6 separate regions of the Mus musculus genome follow, and regions 1, 2, 3, 5 and 6 are each linked to region 4. A link is a loop called in an ENCODE intact Hi-C map of the cell type or tissue named here. Cell type or tissue: heart. All regions are shown on one strand.

Evidence for each region. Peaks named below come from ENCODE experiments on the same cell type or tissue, not always from the same donor. Only the 100,000 strongest peaks of a DNase experiment are listed, where the experiment ranks them.
Region 1: it touches region 4 in a loop (3-fold over the local background); 12 of 42 quality-filtered maps call a loop at or near these places.
Region 2: a loop joins it to region 4, with 2.8 times the contacts of the local background. A loop is called at or near these places in 9 of 42 quality-filtered maps.
Region 3: it touches region 4 in a loop (8-fold over the local background); 34 of 42 quality-filtered maps call a loop at or near these places.
Region 5: a loop joins it to region 4, with 6 times the contacts of the local background. A loop is called at or near these places in 10 of 42 quality-filtered maps.
Region 6: a loop joins it to region 4, with 2.9 times the contacts of the local background. A loop is called at or near these places in 9 of 42 quality-filtered maps.

What each region holds. Positions count from the first base shown.
Region 1 is chr12:111,741,460-111,745,459 of GRCm38, forward strand. It overlaps a transcript of Coa8 not described here. Among named protein-coding and RNA genes, the nearest start is that of Klc1, 15 kb to the right of the region's middle. In heart, no CTCF peak of the experiment used is centred here; DNase peaks (open chromatin) are centred at 2,252 and 2,732; H3K27ac peaks cover 235 bases.
Region 2 is chr12:111,651,602-111,655,601 of GRCm38, forward strand. It overlaps Mark3 (MAP/microtubule affinity regulating kinase 3), which reads left to right. Exons shown (of 18, transcript NM_001370744.1): 16 at 357-383; 17 at 1,789-1,833; 18 at 3,669-4,000. Among named protein-coding and RNA genes, the nearest start is that of Ckb, 19 kb to the right of the region's middle. In heart, no CTCF peak of the experiment used is centred here; a DNase peak (open chromatin) is centred at 2,030.
Region 3 is chr12:111,876,342-111,880,341 of GRCm38, forward strand. All of the region lies in intron 1 of Ppp1r13b (protein phosphatase 1, regulatory subunit 13B), which reads right to left. Among named protein-coding and RNA genes, the nearest start is that of Ppp1r13b, 30 kb to the right of the region's middle. In heart, a CTCF peak has its summit at 2,101 (motif pointing right); no DNase peak of the experiment used is centred here.
Region 4 is chr12:111,944,545-111,948,544 of GRCm38, forward strand. It overlaps Gm36757 (a long non-coding RNA gene), which reads left to right and starts at 1,414. Exons shown (of 3, transcript XR_003950158.1): 1 at 1,414-1,828. In heart, a CTCF peak has its summit at 2,405 (motif pointing left); DNase peaks (open chromatin) are centred at 47, 727, 1,367, 2,427 and 1 weaker place; H3K4me3 peaks cover 743 bases; H3K27ac peaks cover 2,215 bases.
Region 5 is chr12:111,666,033-111,670,032 of GRCm38, forward strand. Ckb (creatine kinase, brain) reads right to left here. Exons shown (of 8, transcript NM_021273.4): 7 at 3,793-3,982; 8 at 3,323-3,709. The coding sequence ends at 3,531. Among named protein-coding and RNA genes, the nearest start is that of Ckb, 4.3 kb to the right of the region's middle. In heart, a CTCF peak has its summit at 2,491 (motif pointing right); DNase peaks (open chromatin) are centred at 1,589, 2,549, 3,079 and 3,589; H3K4me3 peaks cover 850 bases; H3K27ac peaks cover 1,692 bases.
Region 6 is chr12:111,720,580-111,724,579 of GRCm38, forward strand. It overlaps Coa8 (cytochrome c oxidase assembly factor 8), which reads left to right. Exons shown (of 5, transcript NM_026511.2): 2 at 2,033-2,230; 3 at 3,761-3,824. Among named protein-coding and RNA genes, the nearest start is that of Coa8, 9.3 kb to the left of the region's middle. In heart, a CTCF peak has its summit at 2,274 (motif pointing right); no DNase peak of the experiment used is centred here.

The DNA.
Region 1 (4,000 bases), 200 kb before region 4:
TTAGCTACTGCAGGACCTTAAGGAACTCCAGATGTGCAGGACACTGGAAATGCCCAGGGGACTTCCATTATCTGCCCACTAGTCTGGCGGAAAACCAGTCTGACCACAGGAAGCCCTCAGGCTAGGAGTTGCAAGCAGCCTTACCTCTTCAAGGGACCGCCCTCTTATATAGCCCTTTCCGGCTGTCCCAGAGGAAGGCCTTTCCACTAATGCTTCTCTACCCAACCTGATGCTTTATCCCTTTTGCCTGAGTGGGTGGGGAGCATCTCAGAGATCGAAGGAGGCTGAGAGGGGTTGAAGGCAGGAGATCAGGCGGAAGCCTACAGGCCAGTAAGCCTAGAGTGCCAGCAAGGCAAGCAGACAGACCCCGTGTCAGTGCTGACTTCCAGAAAGTTCTCTCACCTCCACACCTGTGCTGAGGCAGGGGGGCTCAGGCCTGCTTTTTTTTTCTCCTCCTCTTCTTCTTCTTCTTCTTCTTCTTCTTCTTCTTCTTCTTCTTCTTCTTCTTCTTCTTCTTCTTCTTCTTCTTCTTCCTTCTTCTTCTTCTTCCTTCTTCTTCTTCTTCCTCCTCCTCCTCCTCCTCCTCCTCCTCCTCCTCCTCCTCCTTCTTCTTCTTCTTCTTCTTCCTCTTCCTCCTCTTCCTCCTCTTCCTCCTCCTCCTCCTCCTCCTCCTCCTCCTCCTCCTCCTCCTCCTTCTTCTTCTTCTTCTTCTTCTTCTTCTTCTTCTTCTTCTTCTTTAAGACAGGGTTTCTCTGTGTAGCCTTGGCTGTTCCAGGAGGAACTCTCTGTGTGGCCTCAAACTCACAGAAATCCACCTGCACCTGCCTCCTATGTGCTGTGATTAAAGCTGTGTGCCACCACAACCAGCCTTCAAGTTTTTTTTTTCTTTTTTAATTTAACTTTTGTATTTATTTGAGACAGAATCTTACTGTGTATGTAGCTTAGCTGGCCTGGAAATCACAGGGTGGCCTCAAACTCACCGTGATCCACTTGCGTCTGCCTCTCAAAATTAAGACCTGTGACAAGATTAAGGCCTGTGCCACCACCGCCTGGCCTTAATAAATACATTTGTTTGTTTGTTTGTTTGTTTCAAGACAGGAGGTTTTTTTTGTGTAGCCCTGGCTGTCCTGGAACTCACTCTGTAGACCAGGCTGGCCTCAAACTCAGAAATCCACCTGCCTCTGCCTCCCGAGCGCTGGGATTAAAGGCGTGTGGCACCATGCCCGGCTGTACATTTATTTTTTTAAGTAGGAAACAAAATGATTCTAAGCACTTAGCACCTTTTGTTTTTAAACCAAGGTTTCACATGGTCCAGGCCGTGACACAGTTCATAACCAAGGATAGCCTTGAATTCTTTTTTTTTTTTTTTTTAAATACATATTTGTTTTATTTATTTATTTATTATATGTAAGTACACTGTAGCTGTCTTCAGACACTCCAGAAGAGGGCATCAGATCTCGTTACGGATGGTTGTGAGCCACCATGTGGTTGCTGGGATTTGAACTTCAGACCTTCGGAAGAGCAGTCGGGTGCTCTTACCCACTGAGCCATCTCACCAGCCCAAAAGGTTTTCTTTTTTTTTTTTTTCAAAGATTTATTTATTATTATATGTAAGTACACTGTAGCTGTCTTCAGACACTCCAGAAGAGGGCGTCAGTTCTTGTTACGGATGGTTGTGAGCCACCATGTGGTTGCTGGGATTTGAACTCTGGACCTTTGGAAGAGCAGTCGGGTGTTCTTACCCACTGAGCCATCTCGCCAGCCCGAATTCTTTTTTTGTTTGTTTGAGACAGGGTGGCACGATATAGCCCTGATTGTACCAGAACTCACTATGCAGATCAGGCTGGCCTCAAACTCGCGGAGATCGGTCTGTCTCTGCCTCCCAAGTGCTAATGTCAAAAGTGTGCACTGCCGTGACAAACAAGCCTCCAGCCTCGAACCCTGGATCCTTCTGCCTTTCCCAGTTTCCTCTCACTACCTAAAGATGCAGCTCAGAGGCACTAAGCAAGTGCATGTTGCTGAGTCACATGACTCCAAGATCATGTGACACCATCTCCAGCACTTGTTCACTTTCTAAATTCCACTTCCCTGCCTTCATGCAGCCCTGGCAGCCCCCTTCATTGTGCCCCTGTCCTATGAATCCGATGTTTTAGAGACTTCACACATGTGGAGCCCTACAGGATCCAGTTTCTGAGACTGGCTGACCTCACAGCCCAGCGTTCTCAAGTCCTGTCCCCCCCACTCCCATGTTGAAAGAAAACAGCTGCTTACAGCTGCTTGGAGCTGGCCACCATAACTCACAGTGGTACTCAGTGTGTGTGAGGGCTTCCCATGAGGTACTGAGAAGAGCTAGGGTGCTCACGAGACTATTCTAAGCCATCAGAAAAGATAGACCCTAGCCCTCAGTGGCATTCGTCCTTGTACCCTAGGTCCTGTGTCTGCTAAGGAACTTGCTACTGACTGTGGGCATCTGCCAAGGATTTTTTTTACTTTTATGTTGTAAAAAATGAATCGACCGGTCTCCTAGAAACATTCTGGTTGCTTCCAACGGCTGATTATTGATTGTTGTAATTGGCTCCACTTCGTCCTGAGTCAGTCCTCCGTGGAAAAGTACAAGGGTTCCCGCTGGAGGAGGATGAGCTGGTCAGACAGAGCGAGGAGGTGGCCAGAGGAGGCTCTTCCTGGGTCCAGCTGACAGCCCTGCTGCCCCAGAACACCCTGGTACCCAGGGAGGCGCTGGGCACTGAAATAGGCGCCAGCCTCTCGTGGGGGTGAAAAGAGGAACAGAAAGCAAGCCTGAGCGTTTGGCACACGCTCTGGGAAAGGGCATCATTTTGCTTCTGTCCTGCCCATCCCCCCGCACCTGCACCAAGGAGCTGTTCTGGGGAAGACCATCTGCAGTGTGTGTGTGGGGGGGGGTGGGGTGTATGTGAGTGTGTGTGTGTGTGTGTGTGTGTGTGTGTGTGTGTGTGTGTGTGTTACAGTCCAGGTGAAGGAAACTTGCTTTTTTAAAATAAAAATTGTGTCCCACTGCTGGGTGTGGTGGCTCACGCCTTTAATCCCAGCATTCTGGAGGCAGAGGCAGGTAGATTTGTGAATTTGAGGCCAGCCTGGTCTATAAAAGTGAGTTCCAGGGCATCCAGGGCTGTGAAGTGAAACTGAAGTGAAACCCTGTCTTGAAAAACCAAATCAAACCAACCAACCAACCAAACAAACAAACAAACAAACAAACAGAAAATTGTGTCCCATATGTCCTTCGAGCTTCCGAGCCTCTCCACGTGGTCAGCCATGTAGCAGCCTAGTTCTAGTGTGCTGTTCACTCTGCCTTGGTGCCACCTGCACACTGCCAGCTCCCACACTGTGGCTAGCCTTAGTTCCATCTAGTTAGAGCATCGTGGACACACCTCTGGCTGTGGACATCAGACTCTGATCATATGGTCATGAAGAAACAACCTTTCAAGGGCAGAGCTAGGATCCTCTGGGTCCCTAACCCATGGCTCTCTGTCGCTTCATTCCACTAACAGACATATCAGATGCTGTTATCACACCTGGACCCTCACTCAATAGTGAAAGAGAACATATGTGGGGACCCTTCAGGGTCCTCAGACATTTATTCCGTGGATCATGGCATCCTTTGAGCTGAGCTGGGAGAGTCCTGGGTGTCCTTCATCGTCCCAAGGCAGGCCTTGGGTCTCGGGGCTCTGCCTAGCTGCAGTTTGGAACCAGAGCCCTGCTATTACAAACATGGCTGGTCATGATCATGGCTGCTGTCTGGTGCAAGCCGAGGGGACAGACAGGCTCTGAGTCACTGCTACAGGTTCAGGAGAGCATTGGTGAACATATTATATGATATGATGGGGGAGAGAGGAGAGAGGAAGGAAGAGAAAGACGGGGATCTATGCAGTAGATATAGATTACACAGCTTGCTACAAGACTGAGTGCTGTGGAAATGGGGCCTGGCTAGAGCGTGCAGGGATAGCAGGTGACAAGGGCGGGTGCT
Region 2 (4,000 bases), 290 kb before region 4:
TCAAATTCAGAGTTCCACCTGCCTCCTCTACCTCCTAAGTGCTGGGATTAAAGGCGTGTGCCACCACACACACTGTTCATGATAGTTTTTAAAGACTGAGTTTTGTTTTAAAAGATTTTTGTAATGAATTTAGTTACTATGGCTAAACAAGTTTTTATGTTTCAAATTAAGAACCACACTCAAATGTTTACAATAATTTTACTTTTCAACAAATGCTGCTTTTATTAATATTGACCAGAAGAGGAGCCCTGATGTTTGTTTTTGTTTGTTTTTTCTATTCTTTCTATAATTAGATTTTCTGTTTAATTTGTAAAAGTCTTTTCTGTTAATTTTTTTTTGGCTTAATTTCTTTTTAGAAACATGTCATTCAGGTTTATCAAAAGGTAGGACTTCTATATGTACACTTACTCCCCAGTCCTCACCCCGCCCCCAACAGCTCCTGCAATTAACATCAGGTCTGGCTTTTGGTCCTGTTTTTTGTTGTTGTTTATTTTTGTTGTTCTTTGCGTTAAAACTAAACTTTCTGCTAAGAACTAAATCCTCATTTCCTTAAAAGGAAACTGGAAAGAACTGGATTAACTCTATGAGCATTTTAAAGGCACTGCAGCACCCACTCAACAAAGGCCTGTGCATGCCCTGTGCACTCTCTTTCTTCAGTAGAATGACTTAGCATCCAGATAATCTGTCTTGGTACTAATAACACTGAGCATGCCCCTGTGTAAAGATGATATGTTCAGTAATCAGTGTACAATTAATGATTTAGCCGCAAGCATGCAGAAGGTAAGTGACAATTGTGTGACATTACCATTATTTACTGAGGATCGAGTTGGCAAAGGCCACCTCCGATGTTGGAGATGGACATGTAGACACTCAAGAGCCCGTAACTTCCCGGCATAATGTCCAGTACAGCGTTCGTTCCTTTAAGCCACTTCTCAATAAGGGAAGCATGTGTCATTGCTTGACTAGAGCATGGTAGTAACTTGGCTCCAGTTGGGGTAATATCTTTGGTTTTGACAATAAGAGACCAAAAATATCGATGTTCTTGGAATGTGCACGTATAAAGCAGAAGCTCTGCTATTAAGGTTACAGCCTCGCCCCGTGTGATAGCTCACACTCGTCACCTGTCACCTGGGAGGCAGACAACACCATCCTAGTCTACATATGGAGCTCTACTGAGTTCTAGACTAGCCAAGGCTAATAAAAGAGACCCCCGTTAGAGAGAGAGGGAGGCAGAGAGAGGAAAAAGGTACAGTTCCTGTCTGCCTGTGGCTGCATTTTTCTGTTTATGAAACATGCTCTCTATGTTGAACTGCAGAGTGTTGGTTTTGATGCAAGTGCCATGATGAGTTTTCAGTGATCTTCCCAAATAGCTAATTTTTCATTTCACAAATCTGTTATATTTGAATATGGAGGTCTACTGATAACTCCATTTCTTTTTAAATGGGAACTGTGCTCTGTAGAGCGGTACTAGAACATAGAACAGCTCTAGTCCAAAGCCGTGAGTGTGAGGAGCTGGAAGACAACTCTCCTGAATGTGCAGCCTGCCTCTGCACAGCTCTGTCCTCACTAAGAACATAGCACCAACTGAGTCACACGGAGGAGGAGGAGGAGGAGGAGGAGGAGAAGGAGGAGAAGGAGGAGGTTGTTAAATTAGTTCAGCAGAAACTGAAAAATGCCTAGACTTATTCACTGTGTAATGTTTTTGTTGATGTACAGTGGTTGTATACCAGTTTGTAAGATTTCTTTTCTCTTTCCACTTTCCTTTGCTTCTACGTTCTGTCCATTGAGACTTCCAACTGAATATGAGAGGAACGGGAGATATGAGGGCTCAAGGTGAGGGAAGACTTTTACTTCAAATATTTTAAGTACTTACCTACCTCATTGTCATGTCAGGGATGACCGATGCTTACTCATTCAAGTATAGTGGGCCTGGTACTGTGTTGAGGTTCTGGTTCTGGAATGATCTTGAGGCTGCTGGCTCTGCTTGCTGGACCTAGGAGACTGCTTTTTGCCCCAGCAGCCATAAGAGGGCAGCAGTGTGCCAGGAGCGCCTTCCTAAGCACCCTCAGTTCCCATTTGTCTCTTGATGCCTTGAGTAAGGTCAGGAGGGCTGAGATGGCGTTTCTTTTTAAATGATGATTATAGGGGTTGTTTGCCTGCTTTTTGGTTTTGTGTAGCTCTCATTGTGTGCATCTGGAATCACAGATAGGCTCAGGGATTCCATGTCTGTATGGTAGGCCTCCTACTATTCTTCCCAGTACAGGCTGTGGTGAGACACTATGGTTCCAGTGAAAATCTTCCTTGACACCTACTGCTTGTCTCTGTGAGGCCCTGAGCACTGTGTAGGTTTCCCTTTAAGGTAGAGTTGAGGTGAGCAGGTAGTCTCCCCCAAGGCCTGTCCCTGTGGGCGCAGAGCAAGCTCTGCCTTTCCAGCTATGTATTGTCCCATCCACAGTAGGAAGGCAGTACTGGAACCTGCCTCCTAGATAGAGCAAGCAAGGCTTGCTGTGCAAGTGCTCTGTAAGCTAGGCCAGCGCTTTTGGGTGTCACTCCGATACAGTCTGCTGGGTCCTAAGTGCAATCTGCACTTTCCTACCTCTGCATTTGTGGCATCATCTCTGTTCAGAACAAAAACTCGCCAGTCATGGTGGCACATACACTTGGCAAGTACAGCAGGAGGCCAGTGGTTCAAGGCCAAGAGTGAGCTCCATGAGACCCTGCTGTCGAAGGAAGGAAGGGAGGAAGCGAAGCAAGCAACAACCCAAACCTGTTTCTCGTTACCATGAATATCTTTTTTTTGTGCTGCGTCTGCCTCCTCACATAAGGTTTCTGGATCCCAAGAATGTTGCCAGGCTTGTGCTTGCCTTTGTAAGCTGTGAAGTATCTAAGGTAGCAATTGAACTGCGCTCTGAGCCCTCACCTTGTGCAAACCAGTCATTTCAGTTCTCCACAGACAAGCGAGCGGTAGCATTTCATTTTTCCCTGTTTCATTAAAATGAGATCATCTAAGTTGTGGGTGTCTGTGGTGCTCCGTTTGCCCATTTTGAGATGGGCCTCACTGTCGTTCAGGTCCCTCAAGCTCGTGGCTCCTGCGATCCTTCCTTCTCAGCCTTCTGAGCAACTGATAGCCGGGAAACATGACCTTGGTATTTCCAGTGATGAAATTAGATCTGTAACAAGGAGAGAAGCAGTAGGAGTTAGAGACGGTGAGGTAGATGCTGGTGACAGGACGGATGGCCTACCTGTGCACTCAGCATCTGACCGAGAGACAGGAGCCCCAAGCTGGGGGCACCGAGTCAGCCTTTGAGCACTGGTCTCTGTGGCACTCGTGGCAAGCATGCTATTAGTAATAGAGGGGCTGTGTGTGTTAGAGCAGAAGAGTGCTGGTCTGCGCCCACCCTAAGGACAGTGGGGCTCTCTTAAGCCTGATTTCAAAGGTTTCCAGTACAGATGGCTCCTGGACGTTTTGCAGCCAGGTAGAATTTTGTGTGCATTCTTTATGTTTAGGGGTTGGAGATACAGGTGTATGCCTCTGGTAAATGGGCTGTGCATGGGATCAGTTGTCACTTGAGCTGAAGGAATTGATAACTAGCTAAGGTTAAAAAAAAATAATAATAAGGTTCTTTTTCCAGTAAATGAAAACTCATACACTGCCCTGTGCATTTCAGTCGCAATGTGTCTTCAGAGCAGAAGGATGAGAACAGAGAGGCCAAGCCCCGCTCCCTGCGCTTCACCTGGAGCATGAAGACCACGAGCTCCATGGACCCCAGTGACATGATGCGGGAGATCCGCAAGGTGCTGGACGCCAATAACTGCGACTACGAGCAGAGGGAGCGCTTCCTGCTCTTCTGTGTCCATGGCGACGGGCACGCAGAGAACCTGGTACAGTGGGAAATGGAAGTCTGTAAGCTGCCAAGACTGTCTCTGAATGGAGTCCGGTTTAAGCGGATATCAGGGACATCCATAGCTTTCAAAAATATTGCTTCCAAAATTGCCAATG
Region 3 (4,000 bases), 68 kb before region 4:
TGACCTGGAAGGCACGGCAGTGGCAGACTCACTTGCCTTCACTGGAAGCCTCGCAGCAGGCCTGGACAGAGACCTCCGCTGGTCCCCAGGCCCACACTTACAGACTGTGGTTATGGTTCTACAGCTTTAGACATTTGCTGAAGATGACTAAACTGTTCACTTAAGATAGGCATATTTACTTATTTTTGAGACAGGTTTTCACTATGTAGACAAGATTGGCTTCAAACTCACAGAGATCCACCTGTCTCAGCTGGGATTAAAGGCCACCACATCTGGCTTAAAACAGGCAAAATTTATGGCACACAAATTGTTCCTCAGAATTTGTTTTTAGAAAGTGGACTCTACAAGACTTTCAGAAAAGGCAATCAATTCTTATGTAGCACAAACCCTTGACTGAGCCTCAAGCTCTCTCCTTAGCTGTGTGCTGACTTTGCTGATGGTGATGGGAATGGCTTTCCCTCATTACTGGTTCTCAATTCTCAGCAGGAGCTTGGTGGACTCTGGGAATGTTTCTTTTAAGGCAATGGCACTGAACTCTGCTCTGATGAAACTTTGGATCTGTCCTGCTTTCATTTCCTATTGAAAAGGAACTGTGGGGACTGGAGAGAGGGCTCAGCAGTTAAGTACACTGACTGCTTTTCCAGAGGTCCTGAGTTCAATTCCCAGCAACCACATGGTGGCTCACAACCATCTGTAATGGGATCTGACGCCCTCCTCTGGTATGTCTGAAGACAGTGACAGTGGACACATATATAAAATGAATATTTAAAAAAACAAAAGGAAGTGTGGGATAGCAAAGATAAATGACCTGGAAGAACACAATAAAGATACACTAAATTTTAGTTAACTTTCTTGGTAGGTAATAAGTAAGGAGCGCACAGAAACCAAGGAAAGGATTCGTCGAGGTGGGCACAGACAACCATCCTGAAAAACCCTTAGCTCTTCCATGCACCAGAGGACTGACTCTAAGCTCCTTCTGGGTCAGACATGTTGCATCTCTGTGTTTAACTTAAAGCCTCAGAGATGTAGGCTGGAGAGATGGCTCAGTGGTTAAGAGCATTTGTTGCTCTTAAAGGGGACATAGGCTGAATTCCTAGGACCCACATGGCATTTAACAACTGTCTATAACTCCAGTTCAGGGATATCTGATACCCTCTACTGGTCTTGGAAGCCTCCTGCACATACATGGCACACATGTATACATACATGCAGGGCAGATACTCATATACATAAAGTAAAGAGATGTTAAGAGAGAGAAAAAAGGCAAACAGAAACATCCTCAGTCTCTGGGCACAACATCACTGTTACTGATGGAGCCCGAGCCAGCAGAGCCGGCACCTCTGCAAAGCAACCTAAGTGGATGCTGCTGCGCCTGCCATTAGATACATTACTTTGTCTCCATGCATGCTGCCCTGATGCTGGACCGGACCACTGCACTCAGCTGCTCAGCGCTCATCAGAGCTCCCCCTAACCAATCTAACTAAAGGAACTCCATCTGTTACCTGTCTCTTACCTGGCTCAGGGTTCAAATGCTTATCCATTTCCTGAGAACAGAGATCCTGGTCAGCCTTCAGCTGTGTCATCAGTACCTGGATCAGCACCGGGCATAAAGCATGGATTGACTACATAAATCCCCCAGTTATATGATTTGGTAGGACTTTTGAATCCTGAAGGATATGTGTTTGTCTGCCTTTTTATCTTCAAGTTTTCTTCACAATAAAGATAAGAGAAGGGCTGGTGAGATGGCTCAGCGGGTAAGAGCACCCGACTGCTCTTCCGAAGGTCAGGAGTTCAAATCCCAGCAACCACATGGTGGCTCACAACCATCCGTAACGGGATCTGACGCCCTCTTCTGGAGTGTCTGAAGACAGCTACAGTGTACTTACATATAATGAATAAATAAAATTAAAAAAAAAAAAAAAAAAAAGATAAGAGAATATTTACCCCTTTACCCACTGACTTAGTCTACATGACACAAGAAAAAGTATTATTGTGAAAGTCCAAAGCCATGATTAACATAAGATTAACATAAGAGTCTCAGCAGATTCCCTCATACCTCATATCGGGATGCCTCTAGACAGACTCCCTCCTCCCACAAGGTGGCGCTGCATGACAACAGGGAGCAATCCCACATTCAGAGAAAACTAAAGAAGTTAGATGCAGTGATGCACTTGAGGCAGAAGGATCAGGAGTCCAAGACTAGCCCCAACTACAAAGAGAATTTGAATCCAGCCTAGGCTATATGAGTCCCACGTCAATTTTTAAAAAAGATATAATAATAATTGGAAATTGACCATGTCTTAAAGGAAGAGTTGGCCTTAATAGAGTGATGAAAAAATTTCAAAATAAATAAATACTTAAGCCTAAAAATGCATATTAATATCAGTACTTGGGATTGTAGTGCAAAGGCAGGCTAGGCTGATCTCTTGAGTTCGAGGATAGCCTGGTCTACAGAGCACACTGCAGACAGCCTGGGCTACATAGAAAAACCCTGTCTCGAAAAAAGAAATCTTAAAAAGAAAATTGAAAGTCACAACTCAGACTAAAAAAATTATCTGGAAAAGTGTACAGGCAACAAGGAACTTGCATCCTAAAACACAGAAAGTTCTTAACATCAGTATGGAAACACACCTTTTCTAAGGAGCAAATGATGTGAACACACATCTAAGCAAAGCTGACGTGCAAATGCCATGTGTGCACAAGAAGTGTCGCGGGGAACAGCTTTCAGAACAATGACACAGTAGTCACCCTCAGTCAGGCAAACGGCCCTCCATAGTCCTGCCAACTCTGCTGTCACTGTTTCATGTTACAGGCACGCAGCAAAAGGAACTAAGCAGTAGACAATGCCACAGCCACTTTGGAAGACAATCCTATAAAATGTCCTATAAAACAAAACAGGGGTCACAGCTCTAATTCCAGTCCAACACTTGGGAGGCTGATGGTGTACGAGGAGTGCTACAAGTTCAAGACTAGCCTGGACTTCACAGTTAAGTGCCAGGCCCATCTAGGTACAGTGTCTCAAAACCTCTCCTCAAACACAAAAACACTTTTACCATATGATGTTTATTTTCACACAAAAGCTTGTATCAATTCTCAGAATTGCCAAAAATTTGGACACAACCAAGATGCCATTAGTAGATGAATGAGTCAACAAACTGACCTATTCAGACAGTGTAAGACTACAGCAATAAAAAGTATGTGCCATCAAGCCAGAAAATGACGAGGAGGACCTCTAACTATAAGCTGCTGGGTGAAACTGGTCTGAAAGGCTACATACATACTGCTGGATTCCAACTGTATAAGATTCTAGAAAAACAAAACAATAGAGTCTGGATCAGCTACAGGGCTGCAAGGGAGAACGGACTGCAGGGTCTTTCAGGACAACAAAGCTATTCTGAATGACACTGGAAGTGTGGAACATTACACATCTGTCAAAACTCACAGAGCTATATTCCAAGAGTGAAGCTCAGCCTATAAGCCAAGGACCTCAGTCAACCAAAACATATCAAAACTGGTCCATCACTGTAACAGATAGATCACAATGATAGTTAATAAGTGCTAGGTCTGCGGTGGGATGAGAAGAAAGCAGGAAAATTGTGTTTCTGTTCCATTTTTCTGTATTCCTAAAACTGCTGTAAAATGGAACAATAATATGAACTAGCCAGTACCCCCAGAGCTCCAAGGGACTAAACCACCAACCAAAGAGCACACATGGTGAAACTCCTGGCTCCAGCTGCACATGCAGCAGAGGATGGCCTTAGTTGGACATCAATGGGAGGAGAGGCCCTTGGTCCTGTGAAGGCTCCATGCCCCAGTGTGGGGGATGCGAGAGCCAGGAATGGGAGTGGGTGGGTTGGGGAGCAGGGGGATGGGGGGGATGGAGGAGGGTGTTTTTGGAGGGGAAACCAGGAAACGGGATAACATTTGAAATGTAAATAAAGAAAATACCCAATTTTTTTTAAAAAGGAAAAAAGTTAACAACAACAACAACAAAAGTGCT
Region 4 (4,000 bases):
CCTCAGGAAAGGCCTCACTGAGCAGTTGGTGGTGTCTGCTTTGGGGCTTTGTGGGGTTCTGGGCCAGTTAAAACTTCCCTTCCTGGTGGAGGCAGTTTCACACAGCCTCCGTGTGGATGGACTCTGGCTATTTACAGGGCTGTAGGAAGAGGCTGAGTCACCAGGTAGCCTCCCTGGAGGCCCATGAGACTGGTCACCAAGGTCACAACCCTTGTGAGGCTGGTAGCCTGGAGCCTCTGGACCCTGACCCGAATGGGAGTTCAACTCTGCCCTGATAAGATATCATCTGCAGCCCGCTGGGCTTGGGGACTGTCACTTTATTGGTTTTGAAGTGCCTTGTTATTTTTTTGGTTATAGAGGTGATGTGGCCGAGTGATAAAGTCCTTTAGGCACCAGTGTGTGTGGGCGATGTTGTTGTTGGTGCCACCTCATGATGGGATGACTTGCCCAATCATAATTTACTAAAATCACAGCTCAACTAAGACCCTGGTAGAGAGAAATGCCATGAACCCCAGTCCTTCCCCACCTGAAGACCATCCACGACACACTTCTGGGGAGCCTCGCTCGGTGTGAACTGTAGGGTAGGTCTGGGTAAGAGCTGGACAAGAGAGCTGCTGACCCAGCCGGCCTGCCCTCCCCCCACCCCACCCCCAGCTGCTGTGACCACCCGGCATGCTGCTTATCTTGTTTCCCCAGATGCTTCCTGTGTGGGATGTAGGGGTGGGAGTGAGGGCCAGGCACTCTTCCAGGTCGCTCTGGAGACCTGATGTATCCCAAAGCTGAATGAACCCTGGGGGGAAGACTCCTGATGGCTTGCACGTGGGCCTTGAGGGAGAGACTGAGGGGGCACTCAGTCCCTGCATACCGTCCTTGGATGGGGTCCTCACCCACTGCGAGGCTGTAGGAGGCTGCCCCTGCCAGAAGTAAAGGCTAAGCCCGCTTCCCGTGCTGTCCTTGATATGCCCCAGCCATGGAAGCAGGTCAGGCCTCGGGGCAGCCCTCATACCAAGCTCCACTAAGTGGCACCCCTAGCTACTCCTCTTCAGCCCAGAGGGCATCCTCCTCTTCCTCCTCACTTCTCTGAACACAGAGGAGCATGCAGGCACAGAGCAGGGTGCAATAGCGACATGTCTGAGAACTCCACGGAAAGGTGCCCGCGGACACTGCCAGGCTTTCACCAGGTCCCCCTCCCTCATATCCCCTGGAACTTGTTTGCTCAACTCTGGTTCTCATCTGGGAACCTGGCTTCCCAAGGAACTTTGAGACCAGAGCCACCTCCATTGTATGTGTGATGGGGTTGGGCGGGAAGGGGGGGTGGGAAAGAATGCCTAACTAGTTACAAACCTTCCACATTCACAAAAGCTTACAGTTCATAATGGAATCTTTTCTGGCCCACAGCCCTGCAAAGCCCCAAAGCAGACACCACCAACTGCTCAGTGAGGCCTTTCCTGAGGGCGGTCCCAGGCACGGCCCCGCCCCCTAGCCGCCCAGGCCCCGCCTGCCAGCTCTGAACCACACACTGTGTCCTACTAGACTAGACAAGGCCCTCACTCAGCTATTCCCAGCCAGCCACGGTGCCCAGGGTAAACTACAGCACGCATGGTGGACAGAGGGACAGAGGATGAACGGAGAAGCACAGGGCTGGCTGCTGGGGACCTGGCAGATGCTTCCTATCCCTGCTGGCTGGTGACATCACCGCTGTGACGTCACACTCTGGCTTCCTGGGCTTTGGGAGTGCTGGTTCTGGTGATAACCACTTCCTGCTCCCGGCCAGGGTGACTCAGGACTTCCTTCTGCTCCCGGAGTCATCACTGAGCCTGGCTCTCCTGTATCCTCATCTAGGTGGGGCTGGGGGAGGAGGGACTCATGGGTCCCTGAAAGCGGGATGAGCATGGCCAGGGCCAGTCTGTGGCATCTGTTGCTGTCTCCTAGGGAGACCTTCTTCCTGCAGAGTGGGGCTTCCACAGTCTGCACAGCTCGGATACCCATTCTCTCCTAGACTGCTGGGGCAGCAGGGTAGCCTTCTTGTCTCTCTCCCTGGTTTTAAGTTGATTTCCATTCTCACCTATCCCAGACTGTTGTGTCCTGAGGGACTTCAGTCACCTAAGTTCACTGTCATATGGTCATACACTACCTTGCTGATTGGTATTGCCACCTCATCTGCAGTTGAGGACTGTTAACCCTGGACAGGACTCCAGTAGAGTGTGCTGTCTTTCATCTATGTGCTACACGGGCATCAGGTCCAGGCTGGGGTCTGGAAAGTGGAAGCAACCAGGGAGCCTTTCAGCTGGGCTCAGGAGTTGAGAGCTCTTCCTGTGACACTTAGGTCTGGGCCCAGCACTTCCTTTTTTTCCTGGCTACCTCTCAGACAGGCCTTGGCCTAGGCACTGGTCTTCTACTGCCCTCTTGGGGACATCTTTGCTTTAGGCTCCACCTGTCTGGTACTTGGTATCCCTCCCGTCTGTCAGGCAGCTTCTTAGACCTTTGCCTTCTGGTGAGGCCATTGTAAGCCTTGTATTGTCTCCAGCACCCTCCAAAGCCACCATGGCACCCTCCCTCAATTGTGACCATACTGTTGTCCCTTTTCAACTGCAACCTTTCCTCAGCTTCCTCAGCCCAGGGGTCACTGGGCAGCACCTGAGGTCTCCTGGGAGGGTGGCCCCGGAACTCGCCTTTCACGATGCTCTCCTGGGAAGGACACACCATAGGCTCACCTAGACAGATGTACTCCTAGTCACAGTGGGATCTTTAGGACTAAGATGACAGATCTGGAGAGGCCACCGGAGCCTATGGGTGAGTGGGGAGGCTGGGTTGTGGGGTCCGGCCTGGGGTAGTCTTCTGGGAGTGTTTGCTGGTTGTGACCACAGGAAAGGGGTAGATAGTGGGTACACTTGGCTGGCTTAGAGGCCAGAGAATTTGGACCTGGAGGAAGGATTGGGCAGAGCACATTGGAAAAGCTTGGCTACCCATCAGGGAGGTCTGCCTGTGGGGCTTGGAAAGGCACTGCATGCAGGAAGGGTCCTTTAAGCACTGAGGCCATAAGTGTGTGGCGGGTGTCTGGAGAGACCCTGGGCTTATCTGCTTTCTGCTACTTCCCTGCCACTAGGAACCACTGTGCTAGACTCTTTTGGTTTTAGGAGCCAGTGTACTAGACTCCGTTGGTTTAGCTGAGGATTTTGTCACCTTGTTCGCTTTGATCTGATACGTCTTTTCCTTTGATGGGAACTCCTCTAGTGTTTGGGATGGAAAACATGATCGTTGTTTGGGGGTCTTCCCAATGTAAAAGAAATACTTGGTGGAGCCCTGGCATTTGGCTCTTCCAGAAACTCCCATGGGGCCAGAGTTTCCCCAGACCCAGCTGACATAGAGGCTAGCCTGAGGTCAGCATATAGGCAGCACTGTGTGCACTCCTTGCCCAGAGGCTTAGAGATGAGAGGAGCTAGGGTAGCCGTAAGGTGACCTTATTAGACTCCAAGGGTGCCAATCTCTCTACAAACTTGCAATAAAATGTTACTTTACATTTTATTGTTTAAGATCACATGGGAAGCCAGGCATGGTGGTGCATACCCATGATGTCAGTACTGGGGAGGTTGGGGCTGGAGGCTGCCATGAGTTTAATGCTAGGCTAGACAGTGTACATACAAATCACCCAGGCTACTCAGAGGAAGATCCTATCTGCAAACAGCAACAACACAAAGCAAATAAAATGAGGACAGAAAGCCGCATAGTAATTCTTGAGTATAGTTTTGTAAAAACTGAAGCATTGGCCATAAATTTAAAGTTCGTCTTGACAAGTCCCATCTGATCTCGTCCCCTCTTCAGGATGCATTCACTATTCTGGTTTTGGATTCATTTTGTACTATTTACATATGTGGATGGATTTTTTTGTTAGTGCTGTTTGTTTTTAGATAGATTCTCACTGTGTAGTCCTGGCTAGCCTGGAACTTCCTATGTAGACGAGGCTAGACTTGAACTCCAGAGATCCACCTTGCCTCTGCCT
Region 5 (4,000 bases), 280 kb before region 4:
GCCTTCTAAGCTACTATTGGGAGAAGCTGGACCCAGCCCTGAAGAGCCCCCTGAGAGCCCCACAAGTTAAAGAGCAGAAGAATCAACCCATGCCTGGGTTAGGCTTTTCTATGTGAGCCTCAGTTTCCCCATAATAGGAGAGGGTGCCAGTGGATGCCTGCTTGCTACTGCCTCAGTGCTCCCACCAGCTGCAACACATTAAATTCCTATAAATAGAAGAAGAATAAAGAAAACTATTTCCAATTTGACTGGGACAGGGCCGAGGCTGTAGCTCAGCACTAACTAGTACAGAGCCCTTGGTTTAATCCTAAACACTACACTGCAGAAACAGGGTGAGGTAGTATATATCCATTGTCCCAGCCGCCGGTTGGTGGAGGCAGGAGGATTTCAGTTTCCTCCTCAGGTGCCTGGGGAGGACCACAAGTGCAGCTTAGTGGTTGAGCTGCGTTCCCAGCATGCACCGCGCCGCGCCGAGTTCAACCCTCAACATGGCCAAAACCATTGCCTTATATAAGCAATACAAGTTCACTGGAAGACATTCGGAAAGCGAAGTATAAAGAGGGAAATCACCTGTTCCCTCCCACAGCCAGACTGTTCTGGGGGTTTTTCCATACATAATGTGTGGGATCTCAGCGCGAGCTGTTTTATAACCCATGCTTGCTTCTTGGCTTCCTCAGCCTGTCTTCATAGCACTGAGTGTGAAGTTTGCTTGCACGAAGTAGGAGGGGTGGGGTTGGCCAAGCTTTTTCTTTCTTTCTTTTTTTCCAGGTAAATGGTCCTGACCAGTTCTTTCCTTCTCTAAGGAGTTGTAGTTCCTTGTTATTTCTTTAGATAGTGGTCTTCCTGGGTCAGCATCTAGAAATTCTACCAGCACCAGGGTGAGAGCTGGAGTTTTTGCTAGTATGGTGGGTTGATGTCTTAGTGGACAGAACACCCACCTCTATCATTGGACCACCGAATGTAGGTGGCTCCAGGGTGAAATCCTTCTCTGGCTGCTCCCAGCAAGAAATCAGGGTGGCCAGCCTGTCCCAGGGAGATGTGTTTCCATTCCGGTACCCAGTGAGCACAGCACCTTTCATCTCTGCAACCACTCTCACGAAAGCCACGAAAGCCACGAAAGCTCAACACACTCATTTGAATCTCGGATCCAGAGAAAGAGCAGGGCTGTCTGGACTTCCATAAGTCCTGGAGATCTACCGAGCACAGGAAAGTAGCATGCAGCACAGCCGAGGGAACACAACAAGATTCTTCTATCTGGGTGAGACTGGGGTAGGAACTCAGAGCCTAGTAGAGTCCTGAGTTTCTGAGCCTACACAGAGGCCAGGAAGGTCCTGTGTCCAGGAAACAGCTCAACCCTGGAAGCACAAACCCCAAAGGGGCTCAGCTGTGCCCCTGCCTGAGTGGCTGGTCCAAGATGCTCATGAGATTCACTGCCTGGAGGAAACATCTTTTCTAGGCTAGGTTCTGCCCTCTGGATCCTGCGTAAGTAGAGTGGGGTTTCAGGCTGCAGCTCTCTGGATCCTTGGGGTTTGGATGGGAAAGTACCACACAGTGCTGTGCCTACCTCCAGTGGGATGGTGTCTGGCCTAGCCACATCAAGTTAGCCGGCCTTGACCTTGCTGGCGATAAGGGGCCTGAGCCAGCAGAACATTCTGGGTTCAAGTGGCGGGAAGAAGGTGGTATTCCAAGACTGAACTTCACAGACCTGAGGCACCTATAGGAAGATAGAAAACCCTCACCCGTTACAGGGGTCCTGTGTCCTGCCTTCTTTTCTTAGGTCTTTTTGGTGTCCCAACAGCAGACATGGGGAGTTTATCTCTCTATGCCTACTGTCCCTCTCTTATAGTCTGGATGGTCCCCTCAGAGACTCATTTCCTTTGTTGGTGGAGATGGTTTGAAAGGCATTTTCCCCCTAGTTTTTCAAGGCAGGGCTTTTCTTTGGAGTTCTCTGTCTGTCCTGAAACTTGCTCTATAGACCAGGCTGGCCTTGAGCTCAGAGCCCCACTCGCCTCTGCCTTCCTAAAGGAAGGCAGGAGGACTGCTTTTTGCCACCAGACTGAAGTCTACAGTGTGGCTGGATGACTTAAAGCTGAGGGAATGGTCTAGTGTGGACCCCAGGTCTTTCTGACAGGAGTGCCAGCTGCAAACTTGTTAGGACATCTGAGGAGACCGAAGGCAGGATTGAGTGCTACCCCTGGACACTAAGGAGAGATGCAGAGATCTCTTGACCCTTTTGTGCTTCTAGGGAACCTGCCCTGTCCTATGTCCAGCCCACCCCCAGTGAGGTGCATTCAAACAGCATGATACAGAGGTCAGTACTCAACTAGAGTTTCCCCAGCCTAGACACCACCTAGATGAGCCCATAGCTGGAGTCTGGCCATTGAAGCAAACCCCAGACAGAACATAACCTCTGTAGCTCATAGCTCAGCCTTGCCTCCTGTCTCCTGGGTCTGAGTATGATGTCTGGGTTGACCAGGTAAGCCTGTGATGAGCCTGACCAGCAGGTGGCAGCACAAGACTGTCCTCTTGGAAGAGTCACTGTGGGGGCGGGGAACTGTAGTCCCAGCCCCTGGCTGCTGTTTTTTCCTTTCTCGGCTTTCAAATGTGGGCCAGATCTTTTCATGAGGCCCAACCAGGATAAGCCGCCATGAAGGCAGCCAAGCCTCATTTGTGCCCAGGAGCCCTGATGTGAGCCTTGGGGTACCTCCCCTTTGACCTGTCCACAGACAGGGACGGGTCACGACAGAGCCCCTCTAACTACTGTTCCCTCTCCTAGATGACGTGGCATAAAAGCTCGAAGTGGAAGCAGAGGGTTGTCTCCTCCCAACCACTAGGGCCCCAGAGAGGAAGCTAGCTGCAAATGAGAGGGACGGGACAGGGGCTAGAGAGCTGGGGGCGGGGGGGGGGGCGGTGAGGAGGAGGCACCTCGACCTGAGGACGATGGAAGCTGGAGGAAGCAGGGAGAGGGTTATTTAGGAACTGGAGTAGGGGTTGGAGCCTGGAGGGGGAGGAAGTGAGGAGGTAAAACTTTGGCTCTTCAGGCTGCCAGGAAGACAGCAGAAAGAAACTGGGGAAGATGTCAAGTTTCTGACTCCTTTAGCTGGCTGGGACTAAGGAAACACTAGGCTCCACCCTGCAAGCACAGATGTCCTTAGATGCTCAGGCTGGACTCAGAGCCTCCCTCCCTCTCTGCCCTGTATCTTCTATGGCTCATGTTTCATCTGCTAGGTGAGATGACACAGAAGGCCAGCGCGCGCACACACACACACACACATACATACACACACACACACACTGTCCCTAGGAAAGGAGAAGCAACACTCAGAAATAGGGCAGGCCAAACCCTAGTTTATTTTCAGTGTCAGCAACAGCTTAGCCATCAAAAAAATAAACTCTACCCAGGGCGACAGAAGTCTCTACAGCGAGGCTAAGGGCTCAGCCGCCAGGCGGCAAACATCAAGGATGCATGGCGGGCACTGCCCGGTTAATAAGTTAGGAAGCGGCAGCCTGATGGTGGCGAGGGCCAGGCTTCACTTCTGGGCCGGCATGAGGTCATCGATTGCCTGACCCTGCTCCAGCCGTTGCTCCATCTCAATGAGTAGTTTCACTCCGTCCACCACCATCTGCACCAGTTCCACCTCCGAGAAGCCCAGGCGGTCAGCGTTGGAGACATCAAACACCCCACCGACAGCAGCGGTGTCCACGCCACCTGCGGTGGGACATGGGCAGGTCAGCGGGGCTGAGGACAACACCTGCACCTTCTGCCCCTCACCTGTGCCTTCTGCCCCTCACCTGTGCCTCGCTTCTGAAGCCGCAGCCGCTTGAGCACCTCCGAGAACTTCTCGTGCTTCCCCAGGTGGGGCAGCTTGATGTGCACACCTGCCCGCAGTCCGGTGCCCAGGTTGGATGGGCATGTGAGGATGTAGCCCAGGTGAGGATTCCACATGAACTCATAGTTCTTGGACTTGAAGAGAGTTTCGATCTGAAGGTGGAGAAGGGA
Region 6 (4,000 bases), 220 kb before region 4:
ATATGTAAGTACACTGTAGCTGTCTTCAGACACTCCAGAAGAGGGCGTCAGATCTTGTTACAGATGGTTGTGAGCCACCATGTGGTTGCTGGGATTTGAACTTCAAACCTTTGGAAGAGCAGTCGGGTGCTCTTACCCACTGAGCCATCTCACCAGCCCCGCAGGCAGGGTTTTTAAAGGAAGCACTTGAGTTAGGGATTCAGCTCAGCGGTGGAGCACTTGTCTAGCAGCACAGGCTGGGGGGTGGGGGGGTGGGGGGGCGGGGGGGGGGAATGGGGGTTGGTCCTCAGCTCCAGGGGAAAAAAGCACTTAGGAGAGATTGCTTTGGCTGCCCTGTGGAGTAGCATGGGTTGAGGTGTAGAATGCTAGGGGTGGGGGCAGTGTAGACTCGCTGGTCCCATGGCGTTTCATCAGAGGGGTAAGTAGGCGTCTACCTCAGCCCCCTGCGTGCTGGGATTACAGACACAGCCGCTATGCCGAGAACATTCCTTTTTTAAATTTTAAAATTTTTTTCTATTAAAAGTATATAGCAAAACATGAGGTCTGGTTTCAATCTTTACAACTACAAAATCTAATAAATAGATGCATTAGAGGTGGGGGCTCCTTGTGGCAGAGTGCTTGCCCTGCATGTGTGAATCACTGTTAACTGAGCTGTGTCTCCAGCCCATCATTCCTGACCTGATTTTGAATAACTGTACTCATTTTGAAGATGTCTTCAGACGATTGACGTTAGAGCCAGGGAGATGGAAGTCCGTTAGCAGTGACTGCTCTGCCTGAGGACCCCGGTTCAATTCCCAGCACCTACATGGCAGCTCACAACTTCTGTAACGCCACTCCCAGGGGGTTCAATACATTCACACAGACATACTCGCAGGCCCAACAGTAATGCCCATAAAATAAAAATTAAAAAAATCATATAAAAAGGAGGATTGATATGATAAGCATCCAGCTTATACCCGACAACAAGCATGTGGTCAGAATACTGGTTTTTCTAAATATTATTTTAAAGGATTTATTTTTATTTTATTTAAGTTATGTATGTGAATATGTGTAATGTGTGCATGTTTTCTGAGCCCTGAAGGTGCTGGGCTCCAACGGCCGTAGTAGTGTCTTCAGAAGAACAAAGTATACAGGCGCATGCACACGTGTGTACATTTTTAATTTTAGGTGTACTGATGGTAGAACTCCGAGCCTTGAGAGTGCTGGGCGAATGCTCTTACTACTCAGGTATATTCCTGGTCCTCTTACTTTATTTTTACAGGATTTTGAGACGGATTTACTAAATTGTCCAGGCTGGCTTCACACTATGATCCTGCCTCAGCTTCCTAGCTGGAGTTACTGGCCTGCCTACCAGGCCTGGCCTCTGTCAGCGTGTGGAACTGTTATAGCATCATTTGGTGAACAGTATAATAATGTTAATATTTAAGCCAGGTATGTGGTGTCTGCCTGTAATAGCAGCTTGGGAGGCTGAGGCAAAAGGATTGTGAATTGGGGCTGGCGAGATGGTTCAGCGGTTAAGAGCACTGACTGCTCTTTCCAAGGTCCTGAGTTCAAATCCCAGCAACCACATGGTGGCTCACAACCAACCATAATGAGATCTGACACCCTCTTCTGGTGCTGTCTGAAGACAGCTACAGTGTACTTATTTATAATAATAAATCTTTGGGCGCGAGCAAGCAGAGACTGAGCAAGCGGGGCCAACCTGAGGGAGTAGAGGTCCTAAAATTCAATTCTCAAAAACCACATGATGGCTCACAACCATCTGTACAGCCAAATTGTGCTCATATATATGAAATAAATAAATAAATCTTAAAAAAAAAAGGATTGTAAGTCAAGCCTAGGCCACATTTTTAGATCGTGTCTGAACAAACCAAAAAGGAAAACAATACAAAATTATAGAATTTTTAGTTTCAATACATTGTAGTCTTTCATAGAGTAAGGTGATGAGGGCCTTGAATAAATGCAGGTTGTTAATTTTGTAACGCCAGGGTTTGGTTTAGTTAACTTGTTGATTCCTGTCATTTCGTTAAAGGTCTCAAGATTCTGCCCTCCAAGACAGTCTTGCCATGATTGGATAGGCCCCCCAGACAAATGCTCAAACCTTCGTCCCGTTCATTTTCACATCCCTGAAAACGAGTCTCCCTTGGAGCAAAGACTTAGAGAATTGAGACAAGAAACGCAAGAATGGAATCAACAGTTCTGGGCCAAGCAGAACTTGTCCTTCAATAAGGTAAGTGTGGGCTTCAGACCGGTCAGGGACAATCCACTCAGCCACTTGGGGGCGCTACATCCTTAGCAGTTACATTGTTGCCTTTCTGATGCGGGTTTTGGGAATAAATAGAATACTTTCTCCCTTCCTAATAGTGTCATTAGCAGCCAGGTGTGGCGATTCATTCCTTTAATCCAGCACTTGGCCATCAAAGCCAGGAGAATCTCTAGTTCAAGGCCAGTCTTCCTAGTGGGCTTCAGACGAACCAGAATGATGTATGTGAGATATGTCTAGGTCACTATGTATACTGAGATCCTGTGTCAAAAAAAAATTTTTTTTTTTAAGAGATAAAAAGATTGTTTTAAACCAGCATGTAACTGTGTGGAACACACCTTGTCTTAAGTCACAGGTTGAGGCTTTCTGGGGAGAGCAGTAGCAAGGGCCAGGACGAGCTCTGTCCTGAATGCATCGCCTGCTTATAGAAGTCACTGCCCGGGGCTGGAGAGATGGCTCAGTGGTTAAGAGCGCAGACTGCTCTTCCAAAGGTCCTGAGTTCAAATCCCAGCAACCACATGGTGGCTCGCAACCATCAGTAACAAAAAAATCTGATGCCCTCTTCTGGAGTGTCTGAAAACAGCTACAGTGTGCTTACATATAATAAATAAATTTAAAAAAAAAAAAAAGTCACTGCCATCGTTGTCACTTATGAAAGTTCAAGATTCTTAGCAACTTAGTCAAAAAGTTCATGAGAAACACAGACAGATATCCTAATGGAAAAGGAAATATACACGGAGCGTTTGTTGTATTTTGTGGATTTATAAACAACCCACCTTCCCAAATTCACTGAACATCTTTTAAATTCCTGTTTCAAGCTGGGCATGGTGGCACACACTCATTACCCCAGTACTCTGCATCAGGAATTCAAGGCCAGTCTCTATAAAACAAGCTTTGATGGCAGCTGGAGAGATGGCTCACGGTTAGAGCACTGGCTGATCTTCTAGAACACCAGTCTCGGTTCCCAGCACCCAGATGGCAGCTCACGACTCTCTGTAACTCTCCTTCCAGGGGATCCAAGCTGTCTTTTGGCCTCCTCAGGCACTATGCATGCATGTTATACACAGAGGTATGTGTAGACTCTCAGACATACACACATAAAATAAATCTTTTTTTTTCCTAAAAAATTTATTTATTTAATGTATGTGAGCACACTGTAGCTGTCTTCAGACACACCAGAAGAGGGCGTCAGATCTCCACTACAGATGGTTGTGAGCCACCATGTGGTTGCTGGGATTTGAACTCCGGACCTTTGGAAGAGCAATCGGGTGCTCTTACCCACTGAGCCATCTCTCCAGCCCCAGGTTTTAATATTTTTAAAATCAAATTTGATTTTTTTGAGATGGGGCCTCATGTAGCTCAGGATGAGCTCAAAACTTATAGCTGGGGATGACTTTGGTCTCCAGACCCCCCCACCCCGACTCCACTTCCCGAGGGCAGGGAGTATAGGTGCAAACCAGACAGCTGGCTAAGAGAGTTCTGATGGTCATCTTTCAGGAAAAAGAAGAATTCATTTACTCAAGACTACAAGCTAAGGGCGCAGGCTTGCGGACTGAGTCAGGTTAGTACATTTGTGCTGTTACTGTTTTAGAAAAAAGGGTTAATGAAGGGGAGCACTGGACAGATAGCCCCTGTGTCCTCACTGTCCCACTGCCTGTGTCCTCACTGTCCCACTGCCTGTGTCCTCACTGTCCCACTGCCTGCAGACTCCTGCCCCATGTGTGTGTGTCATCGGTT